2 separate regions of the Mus musculus genome follow, and region 2 is linked to region 1. A link is a contact called in ENCODE POLR2A ChIA-PET data. All regions are on one chromosome and are shown on one strand. The core of a region is the stretch at or near the end of the contact, and the rest is flanking DNA. Distances in the headings are between cores, read along the strand shown. Region 1 holds the start of Setmar (SET domain without mariner transposase fusion). Region 2 has its middle 36 kb from the start of Setmar.

Region 1 (6,708 bases), core at 4,080-6,579:
ATTAAGATACTGGAACAAACTATGCAGCAATTCAGGCTGAAAAACTTCCAACTGTGGCCAGGAACACAGGGCCAAGCTATGGGGGCTTCTCAGTGCAGGACGTGGATTGTTCTGGTAACACATCAAAAAGCCAGGCTCACGTTACCACCGTGACTCTTGCAAAGGATTTGGTAAGTTTTGAATGGACAATTACCGTAGGGAAAATGCTCATATTGGGGGTGTTTTTCACAAACTCCTAGAGAGATAATGCTATTCAGGGTGTGGTACTTGCTTTAAAAATATTACCTTCCATTTACTACCTATCCAATCAATCTATTTCACTGACAAAGGAAAATAGAAGAGAGAATCTAAATAATTACAATTGGGGCTGGCAGCATATAAATTTAAGAGAAATTAAACAGGCATTGTGGCAGGGAGTGAAAAGATAGATCCTGGAGCTAAACTTTCTCGCTGCAAACATACAAACAAAAACCCTGTCTGTGAATTCCTTCCCTACCCTTGGCCACTTAGTCACTTTGAATGGAGAGAATGAGAGCTGACCTTGCCCAGCCTTCCTTCATTTACCAACAAACACTGCCTCACTAATAGTCATGTGCATATAGTGGGATTCGGGATCAGCAGAAAAACATGAAGGACAAGAAAGGGACTTTACCAGTCTGGCACTGTCGTGTGCAAGAGTTAGAAACAAATGCAGCACCATCAGTGGGAAATATGCCCGATAAGCCACAGCCTAGGTAGAGGTTTCAATCTTTTTTTTTCCCATAAAAAACTTAAGAAAGAAAGAATTTATAAGCAGTGATTGTCAAGGAAGCCGAAGTAGAGACAGCATATAGCATGTTGAAAGATAAACACTCTAACTTGACTCCTCTTGGCCATGATGATTTCATCCGTCTTTGAACTCGGCAAGCATGAACCGGCCTTAATGTTGAATCGTGGTAAACGGGTGGGCGTCATCTTTCAGAGGGGTATGTCATGAAGTGTCCTTCTAATCTGCAGTTATAGACACACAGCAGACATCCAGTTTGTCCTGATTGCTTCACTGCAGCTCCTGATAACCTTTAACTGCAAGTTGGAACTGTTCTGATTAACAATATGTATCAAAGCCCCAGAAACTCAAGTACAAGTACGAAGTACTAGGACTTTACACATGAGCATGACTCTTAAGGAAGTTTCTTGAATCCTAGGGATACTTAAGGAAGTACGTCCTTCCTTTTTTGGGTGTGTTCAAAACCCAGCTACAGGAATCCTTGGACTTGCCCTCTCATGTCCTAAGTTTTGCTTCTAGCAGCTATTAGGAGACTGGGAGCCACCTAATTCTGACCAAGGCCCAATGAGATCTTAAAAATAACCTTTGCAGTTGATCTGAGGGACCTGACAAATGATTAGACCTGACTTGGCTCAAGAAAACCAATTAGTTTATTTTCTCCTTGGCTTTCAACTCCAAGGATGTGAGGATATGCTGGCTTCTAATCTGAACATTTCAGTATGCCCTTTTCCCTTTATATGGCACCCCAGAGCAAAGCAGACATAAAATTATTTTTTGCCTTGAGTTTTTCATGCCTTAATGGTTGTGTGAGCCCGTGAGCCAGGGTTTGCAGCAAGTATGCTAGTTTGACTTTTTGTAAGATTCCTTTTATGTATGTGGAATTCAGTGGGGAAAAAAATGAGCTGAAGATGAGCTGGGAATGTAGGTCAGTGATGGAGCATCTGTGTAGCACATGTTTAAGTCTAGATTGCATTCCTAACATCCATAACACACACACACATCCTATATCACTGGTACCACTAGACAGTCTGGGCAACTTTGAGGCTTGTCTTTAAGCATGTGGATTATCTTTTCTGAGAAGCAGTTTTTTTTTTCTTTTTCCTATCAGAGAGAGCTAGCCTCCCAAAATGCCAATATTCTATAAACTCCTCCCTATTGTAAAACTTTTGTAAATTTGTCCATTTTGCCACACCTTGGTAGAGATGGTAGAGATTCTTGGAACTCTCCATAGCAGCCTTCCCCTGCTATAGCACCCATTAGGAACTAGCCAATCATGTCAGATTGTGAGGTTGAACTGTCACCAATGGAGTGAGACTTAGCTACTTGTACTCCCACCTTGGAGTGATTGCTCGACTAGTGTGGGCCACTGTGCACCCTTTTGCCAAAGTAAAACTGCCTGGCTGAGTGACCTCTGCTTTGTTTAGTATCTCATTTTACAACCCCAGGAATATCCTTCTCCAATAGTTTTATTCTCAAGACTTTCATGTATGCCCTCAATGGTTGGCCTAAGAATCAATCACGTGGCTCTTCTTCTCCCCTTCTCCCTCCTCTTAAAAAATAGACCAGGACTTAATTTGGAAACTATGATTAGTACATCAAATCCCCTGAGTTTATGGACACTAATGACTGTAAGGAGTTTAAAGAAGATACTTATAGAGAATCTTTCAACTTCTTGATGCTGCAGGAGAGCAAACCCAGGAACTTGAGCATAAAGCACTTTGTCATTGAATTACTTTCTTAGGAACTAGCTTTGGAGACGGGGTCTTGCTATGAAGACTAGCTTGGCTCCTACATTCACGATTCTCCTGTTTCCACATCTAGTGTTGAGATTATAGGCAAGTGTCTAGCTAATTAAGTTATTCTTAGTTATTTTTTTGCACATAAAATAAAGTAGGCTAAATTAAGAGATTGCATTAGACCAACTGTTTTTATAGATAGGCCTTAGAGAAGATGGCAAAGAAACACACACACACACACACACACACACACACACACACACACACTTTTATTCAGTAGCACAACGAGCTAAAATTGAGTGTAGGATCATCACACTGTTAGTGCTTTGAGGGCAGGGGGCATGTTTTCTTATTCTCTGTATTCCAACTCATCACTTGGCATACTTTTAGTTCTTAATGAGTATTTATTGGAGTTACTTAAGAATGGAGCAATATTTTTCTTTCATGTTAGATACTTCTAGCTTAAAAAAAAAGCAACTGGATGCTGTCTTCTTCAATCAAATGATGTCATCTTCTAGGCCTCGTCTAATACAGTGCCTGGTATATTATAGTCACTCGACTATTTGATGAATAAAGAAAAAAAATAGGTGGTCTTCGCAGACATCCTGGAATGTTTGATCTTGACCAAGCCTTAAGAGCTCATTGGTACATGGAGTATTATCTACTTGTGTTATTAATAAACTGTCAATGCAAATGCAGATGTGTGTTGCTGGCTATGAGTCATAGATGAGAGGGCGCTATTTCTCACATTGAAATCCTGCTTCACCTTTTGAAATCTGCTATAGAATGTATTATCCCATTTTCTGCTCATAAAATCCTAGAAGGAAGAAAGAGCAGCCCTAATTTGTTCTTATTCTGGATGGGGGAAAGCTATACAATTTTAAAGTTATTTTCACTTCGAAAACAACAAACTCTGTGGAGTAGGTAAGATGCTGAAGTCATACTCTTAAGTCTGACATCCGAGGGGGCACCCCTCTGCCAGCATCTTTGGTCTTTCCCTATTCCATAAGCAACTTAGGCCATGGTCTGAGGGGTTGAAGGGTGGAGTAGGGCTTTGAGGTAGCAGCCATTTATTGAGTTCCTACAGAGCACTAGGAACAGTAATTCCCAAGCAGCTGAGAAGAGGGTCTATGACTTAAACTCTAGGGCTTCTGAGGATCTGAAGAAGTTAATTTATGTGTGTCCAAGATCTCTCAGCATGGCGGAGACCTCAGCTAAGTTTGACTCCAGGGGCTGAGATTCATAACCAAGCCTTTCTTACATGTCAGATAGCCGAGACCAGACATGGAGATGGTTTTCTCTGATCCCTCAGTAAGTTCTGAGTACAAGCCAGACAGGGGGAAAAAGCTTTCTGAAAAGTCACGCCTCTGCCACACACATGTTAGGGAACTGCTATTTTACAGACAGTATAAGGTAAGAATCCTTGTTAAGGTCTTATTACAGGTTCAAAGAAAAATATTAAATTCTGTCCATTTAAGAACTTTTCTTTCAGACCAACAGCTTATTTCCCCCTCGAGAGAGAAAGAACATGAAATTGGGTAGATTGCGAGGTGGGCAAGGATCTGTGAGGATTTGGGGGAGGGAAAAAGGATGACAAACATATTGTATGGGATTCTCAAAGAGTAAATAATAGTAAGACGTCAAGAAGACTGCAGTTCCAGTAAACAACCTTGATGAAACTCATTGGCTCTCTGTCTCCTACACACACACACACACACACACACACACACACACACTCACCACAGCGAGATGAAAGATAAAAGGGGCACTAGCCAGGAAGGTGAAGGATTACTGGGAGAGGGTGAGGGACCAGAGAGGGTGGTGGTGCATATCATCAAAACACCTTCTGTGCATATGTGGAAAAATGTCATCACAAAACTCATTATTATGTATAATCAACATTTGCTAATGAACATTTTAAAAATGCCATAGTTAAACTAGATACCCCGTGTGCTAATAAAAAAAAAATAAAAATATCGGGGGTGGGGTGGGGTGTGTGTGTGTGTGTGGGGGGGAAGAAGCCTGTTGTTACAGCCAATTTGACAATTACTACCACGTGGGGGAGCTATGTGTCTCTCTTTCTTGGCTTCTAGGAAAGAGCTCTAGCGCCCCCGGGGGCAGTGAGTAGCCCTGGAATTCTGCTCTGCAGCGAAGTGTGAAACAATCCCCTTCCTACTCACCCCCCCCCCCCCCAGCTTCCTACTCCCCCCAGCTCTTTAGACCTGGCTCTACATGGGCATTGGCCTCAACTACTCAAGATATAAGCAGCTCTCTGGTTCCTTCCATGGAGGCTGTCCGCAGGCCTCTATCTCCGCCCCAACATGGAAGGGTGCAGGCTCCCCTTGGTGAGAATTAAGAGGAGTCTTGTAGTCAGCCCCTGTGGGGCTACAGGACATCCCTCCAACCCAGTCTAGAACAGCGCTGGCCCCGCCTGGGGAGAGAAGGGAAATAGACAGGCCCTTTAGCACCGCCCCTAAGATCGGTGAGCTGCTTTCTAGCTCCGCCCCCATATAAAGGGCACTGGCCCCGCCCCCGGGGGAAAGGGACAGCCCTCTAGCGCCGCCCTCTGGCTCCGCCCCCAAAGAAAAGGGCACCACCCCCAGCCCTTTCAGCCACTTAGCCCTGCCTCTACCTGGAAAGGTTTAGGCCTGGGCTCCGCCCCCAAAGGCCACAAGCTCACAGGCAAGTTCTCCAGGCCGCACGCTACATCTTGTTGTTCTGTCGGGGCTACAGATTCCTCCTCAGATGCTGCTATCTCGAGAGAAAGCTTCTCCACACCTTCCGCAGACATTTATGGTCTCGCTTCGACTACTCGCCTGACCATTTTGGGCCTCCGGGAGGATGCTGGGAGTTGTGGATTCTGCGGCCCTACTTCCTCATGGGAGTTGTAGTTTTCCGTCCCAACAGGCTGCAGGTGAGGGAGATACCTCCCTCAGCGTCGTTGGGGTGCTTTTCCTCTGGATCCCACTGTTTTAAACTAGATACATAGCTGATAATTTCAGAACCACAAAAGGTACAAAATTTGGAGAACTTGAAATGTTTTCGTTTTTTTCTGGGGAACCTTGTGAAGCCTGGTTGTTTGTTCAGCCTTTGAGGGTTTAGTAGGTGTTTGGAAATGTATCGTCTAAGCTGAGGGAGAAAATACAGTCCAGAGAATATAAAGATCTAGAACCCGCGGAGAAGTTGGGTGACTGGCACAGAATTTGTTTTTGATAAGGTCCTCTCCTTGTAAGCTCACCTTGTCCCATTATACAAAACAACAAAAACCTGTTTTGAGTAGAGTCACTCACTGATCACGCCAGAGTTTCTGTATCTGGTGGAAAATGTTAACATTGCCAAATCTCCCCATTTTGCTTGTCTTGCTTCTTTTTCTTATTCTCCCTCTATCCCCTCCTCCTCCTTCTTCTCCTCCTCCCCCTCCTTCTCCTCTTCCTCCTCCTCCTCTTCTTCTAATTTTCTATCTTCACTGCTTTCTGTGATAATAGGGTCCCACAGGGCATCCACTCTTGTTGACCAAAAGTTTGGAGGCTAAAGGGGGACACTGAAATAGATTGTCCTTATAAGAGATTCATTAGAAGATACATTGATGACACAGGCAAACAGACAGACAGGCAGACAAAGGGCCTTCACGGCAGAGCAGGCATTTCTTCTTAGAGGTTTCAGAGGAAGAAGGGAGTAGTTGATGAGTAGCTTGCAGGTAGGCTGTTCCTGAGTTATCTATGAAAGTCACCAAATTACTCTAGCTTCTGGAATTGTTACAGATCCATACAAACGGGGCAGCTTTACAAAATGCAGGATCTTAGGTTTTTCATCTTTGTGTTTTAGAGAAAAAAATTACAAATGTATGTGTGCATAAATAAATATATTCTATATACTTAGGTGTGTGTGTGTGTGTGTGTGTGTGTGTGTGTGTGTGTGTGTGTGTATTTAGCTAGATTTGTTTCAAGACAGGTTATTAGTATGAAACCCAGTGTGGTTTTGAACTCTCCATCCTCTTGATTATTAGGACTACTTGCATGAACCACTGCATCTAAATGTCTTAATTGGCTTTATTTTCAATTCTAGAAAAAGGACAACATTTCACCCTGTAAGGTAGAATAAGCATTCTGATTTTCTGAGCGTAGCATTGGTTGTATAGGAAGAGAAGAGATGGAAAAGCAGAAGCAATAAACAAAAGAAGAATGGTCCTTTCATAGTTACTCTATC
Region 2 (6,628 bases), core at 4,126-6,625, 34 kb before region 1:
AGAGTGGGTCACTTCTGTTTCCACGTCTTCCCTGATAAATGAATGTTGACATACAATAGAATAATGGCCTTGAGCCCTGGGAACTCCAGCGTTCTCACTCTCTGGTGATGAGCTTTGCTAAAGGAATCACCTTTATCTTCAGTTTTCCAGTAGCACTTAGAATTTTTTCCATGCAGTTAAATCTATAGCTGCCATAGGACAGGGGATATTTTGGAAACAAACATCACTTCCTTTTTGTCCCAAAACTGTAGGAATTTTATAAGAGGCATGATAGAGGGTATTTTATTTCATTGATTTTTTTTTTTTCCATTTTGAAATGATGCTATACGTACACCTTTCTCTCCTCCTTTCCACGGACAGTTATCCTAACACAAAAGGACTAACCTGAAGGCTAGCTATCAGGAAAAGGAAGTGTGGAGGGAGTGGGGGTGGGGGAGGTACACAAAACAACAACAGCACACCCAAAATGTCACAGGTGGAGCAGGCTGTGTGTATGTAAGTGAGGCCCGTTCTAAAGAGGCTGAGAGATCAGGCTGGAACGGCTAAATTGTCCAATGCTATGGAAGAGCTAGATATTTGCGTTTAAAATAACATTTCTTACCACATTTTATGCTTTTGTGTCTATGTGCTACAACACACACGGAGGTCATGTGTGGGAGTCTTCTGCCCTGGTCCTGGTGCTCAAACTCAGGTAGTGGTAGTTGGCAGCAAGCATCTGTACCTGCTGATCCCTTCGCTTCCTTCCTGTTGTGTGGCCTAAGATGGAGTGCAGTTCCACATCCTCTGGCCCTAAGGATCTGGGGTTGGTTCCTGGCACGTAACGTGGTTGCCCACAGCCACCTGGAACTCCAGTTCCAGAGGATCTGACATCTTCTTCTGGTACCTATGGACGCTACACATTCTCATGATCCAGACACAGGAAGGTAAAGCACTCTATACATTACACACATTACACATGGGGAGGTAAAGCACTCTATACATGACAAAATCAAGTAAGTCTGAAAAATGGATAAAGTGCACACAGTGGAAAATTCACTTTATGCAGTGCACTATACATGGGAAGAATGACTGACCCTGCAGTGGTACACAAGGAGTATGTGTGAGAGAGAAAGGGCAGCAGCTTGCCTAGGGACCTCATTTTACTCAGAAGTCTCTGGGAAAGCTCCATGCCTCCATCCCCACCCCATCACACCTAGAATGATTTCCCAGACTTGTGTGATCAGTTGATACACTGACAGGACGTTTTCAGGCCCTTCGGCCATCATCGCTAAGTTTTCCGGTTAATACCAGCTGGTACCACAAATGTCAGGTTCCTCTGACCGATGGCTTCATTTTTATTGGTTGAAACTTGCTTCTTGTAATACAAAGTCCCCCAGAACAGACCTTAGTTCCACAGAATCTGGCCTTTGGTGTTTCTCATGCTTAAAACACCATGGAAATGATTAACTCCGAGAGCCTGGGATGAAACCTTGGCAGTTAGCCAGAGCTGCTTTTTCCCACTGTTGTGTTTAGAACATTAGAGCCAGAATTTAATTAATTTTTTGATTAAGCAAAATCATTACAGATGATATTTAGGTAGGCTATGAAGTAAGAAACGCTAGATTTTGAAACTTGCCCTACTTGAGTTCTGAAAGTTCAAGGGCTTAACACCAAGGGATCGAAATGGCCAGCTTCAGATTCTGATCTGTCCCCAAATGATCATTGACCCTAAAGCCTTCATCACAAGAAGGCTGGTTCATTGGGTCTTTGGAATTTCAGAATAATTGAAGGTGAGATAAAATGGCTGTCCTGGCCTGAATCTAGGTCCTGTTTGACAAACTCTGTGCTTTATCTGCTGAGGGGAATGGAAGCTATCAGAGTGACTTCTAGCATGTCAGTTTGGCACCTCACTAAAGTGCTATTCAAAGCTCAGAATCAGCCTAGGAGAAAAATGAGACCAGCTAGTGGCTGCCAGAGGAAAAGAGGTGAGGCTGTCCTCATGTGCTGATAAAGGTTGGCCTGCATTTTGTCCATGCCTGTTGCTTGCTTTCTCAAAGGCTACAAGTCTTTTTCCTTTATGCACTTGCCAAATAAAATCTTATTTTTCTTTAAGTGACACCGGAAAATGCGTCTTGAGTCTCTTCCTTCAGTAATTGTCTTCAGCATCATGTTGAAGGAGGCCATTGCAGATATGTCCCTCTGTTCCTGTCCAATTCCCTGAGCCACCATTAGGCAGGTAACGTTGTTCCTCAAGGTAAAATATATTTAGTGATAATGCCCACCTATGGGGATTATGGACCAAGGAGAGAATGGTAAGTTCAAGTGTTTAGCGTGGTATACTTCATGGTTTTCTAGGTCCTCATTTCTCAATGGCTCAGTAGTTAAGAGCACTGACTGCTCTTCTGAAGGTCCTGAGTTCAAATCCCAGCAACCACATGGTGGCTCACAAACTTCCATAATAAAATCTGATGTCCTCTTCTGGGTTTCTGAAGACAGCTACAATGTACTTACATATAATGAATGAATGAATCTTTGGGCCTGAGCAGGACCAGAGCAGGACAGGAGTGAGAGGGGCCAGAGCGAGCAGAAAAAGTACCTGAAGACAGCTACAGTGTACTTACATATAATAAATAAATAAATCTTTAAAAAAAAAAGACAAAGCAAAGAAAGAGATAGGTACAGTCAGGTAGGACTGGTCAGCTATAGTTATATCTATAAACAAAGAGCAAACTGGACTAAGGCTACATGAACGTGTTACTCAGATGCCTATTAATTAACAAGTTATATTCCAGATCCCTGACTTGGCAAATCCCTCCTATGCCCAATGGTCTGTCTGCTGCACAAAGTGTCTATACAAAAGGAAAGTTGGATCTGGTCTTTGCCGTTGTCTGTAATTCCGAAGCTCATCCTCTTTAACCTACCTCCCAATGAAAGTGCCTCTTATGGGGCTGGCCTTGTAATTCCCTGGCAGAGTGCTTACCGGGCATGTCCAAGGCCCTTAGTTTGATCCTCAGCATCTCAATTAAAGGAGAAGTTACTTAGGAGCATAGCAATTTAGCAAAGAGCAGGAAAGCAGGGGCAGCATCTTGGTTGGTGAGATCTTGGCCAGCCGGTGAACTGTTCTCTGAGCTGATTTGAGTTTGGTTTAGTTCAGCCTCATGATTTAAATGTATCCTTTTTGCTGTGATTACAGGTCCAGGATCTCCGTTCTAACTTCATCAGCTCCCACATTTAAAGGTTAAGATGTTGTTCAAGGGGACAATTAGGGTTTGGGAGAAAGGACTCACAGGGTACAGGGCTTTCCTAGCTCAGCAGTTCATGTGTTATGGTTTGGGGCTCTGAGCTTCTCCAGCATCATCAGGGTCAGTGAGTCAGCAGTATTTTCAACATTACTAGTAGTAGTAGTAGTAGTAGTAGTAGTCCCCTCCTCTTCCTCTTCCTCCTTCTTCATTCCTAGTATCACATGAGTGTACTATAGAATTTTCAAGAGACTTCATGGTATATAGCTTCTTTTGAGTTCTCTGTCTTTTTTAGGAGTGAGAACTTTGAGAGTGAATTCTCTAGGAGAGAAGCCAGGTCCCACAGTAACTACCTGTCTTTGTCTTTGAAGAACATGACTCACCCTTCTCCAACCCCTCTGAAGACAGCCCAGCAAGAACTGAGCACAAATTACTCTAAGAACAGCTTAAATGACCTTCCAAGAAGCTGCCATGCACGTCACATCTTCCACATAGCCTTTGAAACATCATGTGGTGCATGGACAAGTCTCATAGCTGGAATCAGTCTAATGTCAGACTCCCACAAGTGTTCCACATGTCAAGGAAGGTTTCTCAACATGGAAGCCTTCACTCGAGGGGACAATGGTCTGGGACCCTCTGTGTCCTTAATGTCTTCTCTTTAGGAGATGGCTGTATTACAAAGCCAGTTAGAAGGGCCAGGCTCTTGCAGTCTGAAGCACCCACTTCGCTCTTCCCTGCTGAGGTTTGACTTCTTGGTGCTATGGCTTCTGATTACTATACTTCGCAGCTAGCAATTTCAGGCACCTCCTAGGTGCTCAGGAGTGCTTAATGCCCATGATCTAGTTTGATCTGGAGCACAGTGGTGGGAGGAACTAGTTGTTTTGGGTCATTATTCCCAGTGGGCATGTAGGAAACTAGGACTCTTAAGTGTCTGCAAGGTGCCCTGGGGCAGCTGTGGGATGAGGTAGGCTCAGGACTTACTGTTTTTGTTGCTGCTATGGTATTGGATATTTGACTTTATTGTGCCTTTGGTGACGGGAAACATGGATGGAGTCTGAGAAATTATGAGGCTGAGCAAAAGGTCCGTAGGGAGAAACAGGCAGGAGGGAGGTGGCTGAGAACATTAACTTCAGGCTGTCAAATTCAATGATTTAAAATCTGGTCCCACCGCTTGTTAGATCTATGACTTTGACTGAGTTCACCAGCCCATTTATGGCTTGAAAAGCAAGTGAAAATATGTATAGATGACATAGAACCCAGGCTGGGCTGTTAAGGTCGTATAGTGTGATGTACGCATAGACCCTTGACTTGCCTTAAATCCAGTCCCAACTTGGAATGTCTCTGCTTTGCCACATCTCAGTTCCTCCAGTGAGTTAATAAGACATTGGAGGTTAAGACCATGGCATTTTTGGAAAGACACACTTTGAGCCCATCTTCCCCCTCCCTGCCAAATGTACCACTTATTTTTACAAATAATTAGATGACTCTCAAGAAAGAATTTGTCACCCGGGCAGTGGTGGCGCATGCCTTTAGTCCCAGCACTTGGGAGGCAGAGGCAGAGGCAGAGGCAGGCAGATTTCTGAGTTCGAGGCCAGCCTGATTTACAGAGTGAGTTCCAGGACAGCCAGGGCTACACAGAGAAACCCTGTCTCAAAAAAACAAAAAAAGAAAGAAAGAAAGATAAATGCTGGAAATAATGGCAACCACAGCATACATTGTCAGCTCATTTGTGTTCAAGTGCGTGAACTGAGTGAAACTGACAGAAGGGGCTGAAATCCATTCTGAAGAGCAAGGGGAAGAGTGTATTCACTGGGCTCATTCGAAGTCTGCAAAAGTGTACAGTTCAGTTGCCTGGTCTTTGTGAAACAAGGCTGACCTTTCCTATTCTCTTACCTCCGCTGCTGGGCTCAAAATGGAACATTGTTCCTTAAGAAATAGTTTGGGGCCCTTTGCTTCTGTTCCAAAACAGTTGTAAAGAGTTGAGTGATAGTGGTAGAAAGCCACCATCAGGGCAGTCACAATCACGTGTATAATCGTATTAGCGAAGGCCTTCGCTTCGGGACATATAAGGGAAGGCAAAGACTGGAACCCAGTGGCCATTGTTTGTGGTCTCTGAGCTTTTAGCAGTGTTTGTGGGCGGCAACATTTGCACTTCCTCCTGTGGCCACATTTCAGCTGTAAGGTGGCTGCCAAAAGTACTTTTATGTGTAACGTTCTCCCTCTAGTGGCCAGATGGGCTTTGTAGTTATTTATTTTATTGTTTTCTTACTGTTTTTTTAATAAATCGTCTGCAAATTTGAAGAACCTTTCATTTAGGGGTGCTGTGGATTTAGGGTTGCTAAGAGGAAGAAGCTAAATGAGATGGGGTACATCTTCTCTTGGGTCAATGTTCAGGTGTTTGTTTTTATTTGTTTATTTGTTTTTAGTTTATGTGTGTGAGTGTCTTGCCTACATGGGTGTGTGTACATCACCAGTGTGTTTGGTGCCCACCAAGGTCAAATCCCTTGGAACTGGAGCTCCAGGACAGTTGTGAGCACTTTGTGGGTTCGGGGAACCAGACTTGGGTCCACTTCTGGAACAGCTAGTGCTCTTGTCTGCTGAGCCATCCTCTCTCCTGCTCCAGCTGCTAGCTTTGTGAAGAATAGGCAGAAAGAGAGCTTTGAAATGATTCCTCATCTTTTCATTTGGAGTTTTGGAAACATTATTTTTCTAGCATCCCTTATTAAAGAAACTTGTCTTTGCAGTGGGTGGATACCATTATGGAGAATCACGACCAGTCAGAATGCAGAGCTGGGGAGCCTAGTCTCAGAGTCTGAATTTACTGAACATCCCCAAACCTAAGGCTCAGAGAACATGGCAGGAGAGGGGGCAGAAGGGTCACAATAGATACGAGAGTAGAGGGTTTGCTGGGAAACTGTGTCTTCCCATGTCAGAAGCTACACCCATAAAGTCTCACCAGCATGACTGCATAGTAATGTGAGGTGAGCAACGGACATTCCAAAGTGCACAGGGAAAGCCCACGGGGCCTCAGCTCTACAGGAAGAATATTGGAATGCTGAGAGCGGGAGAAATGCTCTTCCCCAGAGAAGAGCACACCAACTGCTTATCCAATACCAAAGGTCCCTGAAAACATACATACAAGTAGCATTATAGAGTCTGAGCAGGTTATATTTAGGGAAATAAACATATATGCATATATGCATGGAACAACAATTAATGAAAAATAGAGGCTATGTATTTGAAAAAGAACAAGTAGAGGAATATGGGAGGGAGAAAAGGAGAGAAATGATGTGATTATATTGTAATCTTAAGAAAGTATTATTAATAGCTATCAAGTTTCCCCCAGAAAAATCTGTATTTTAAAAATGTATCATATGTAATCAATACCTGGGGTAAAACTAGCAACTCAA

The links. ChIA-PET counts read pairs that join two places held with the same protein, here RNA polymerase II (POLR2A).
Region 2: POLR2A ChIA-PET joins it to region 1 with 21 read pairs in Patski. The contact joins the enhancer-like site here to the promoter of Setmar in region 1. POLR2A ChIA-PET finds 5 or more read pairs at or near these places in 3 of 5 experiments (Patski and embryonic stem cell).

What each region holds. Positions count from the first base shown.
Region 1 is chr6:108,063,666-108,070,373 of GRCm38, reverse strand. It overlaps Setmar (SET domain without mariner transposase fusion), which reads right to left and starts at 5,329. Exons shown (of 2, transcript NM_178391.4): 1 at 5,135-5,329. The coding sequence starts at 5,293.
Region 2 is chr6:108,097,423-108,104,050 of GRCm38, reverse strand. No RefSeq gene overlaps it. Among named protein-coding and RNA genes, the nearest start is that of Setmar, 36 kb to the right of the region's middle. Within about 2 kb of position 5,375, at least 1 of the 3 ENCODE cell types and tissues checked has a DNase peak (open chromatin) inside an H3K27ac peak, as active enhancers do.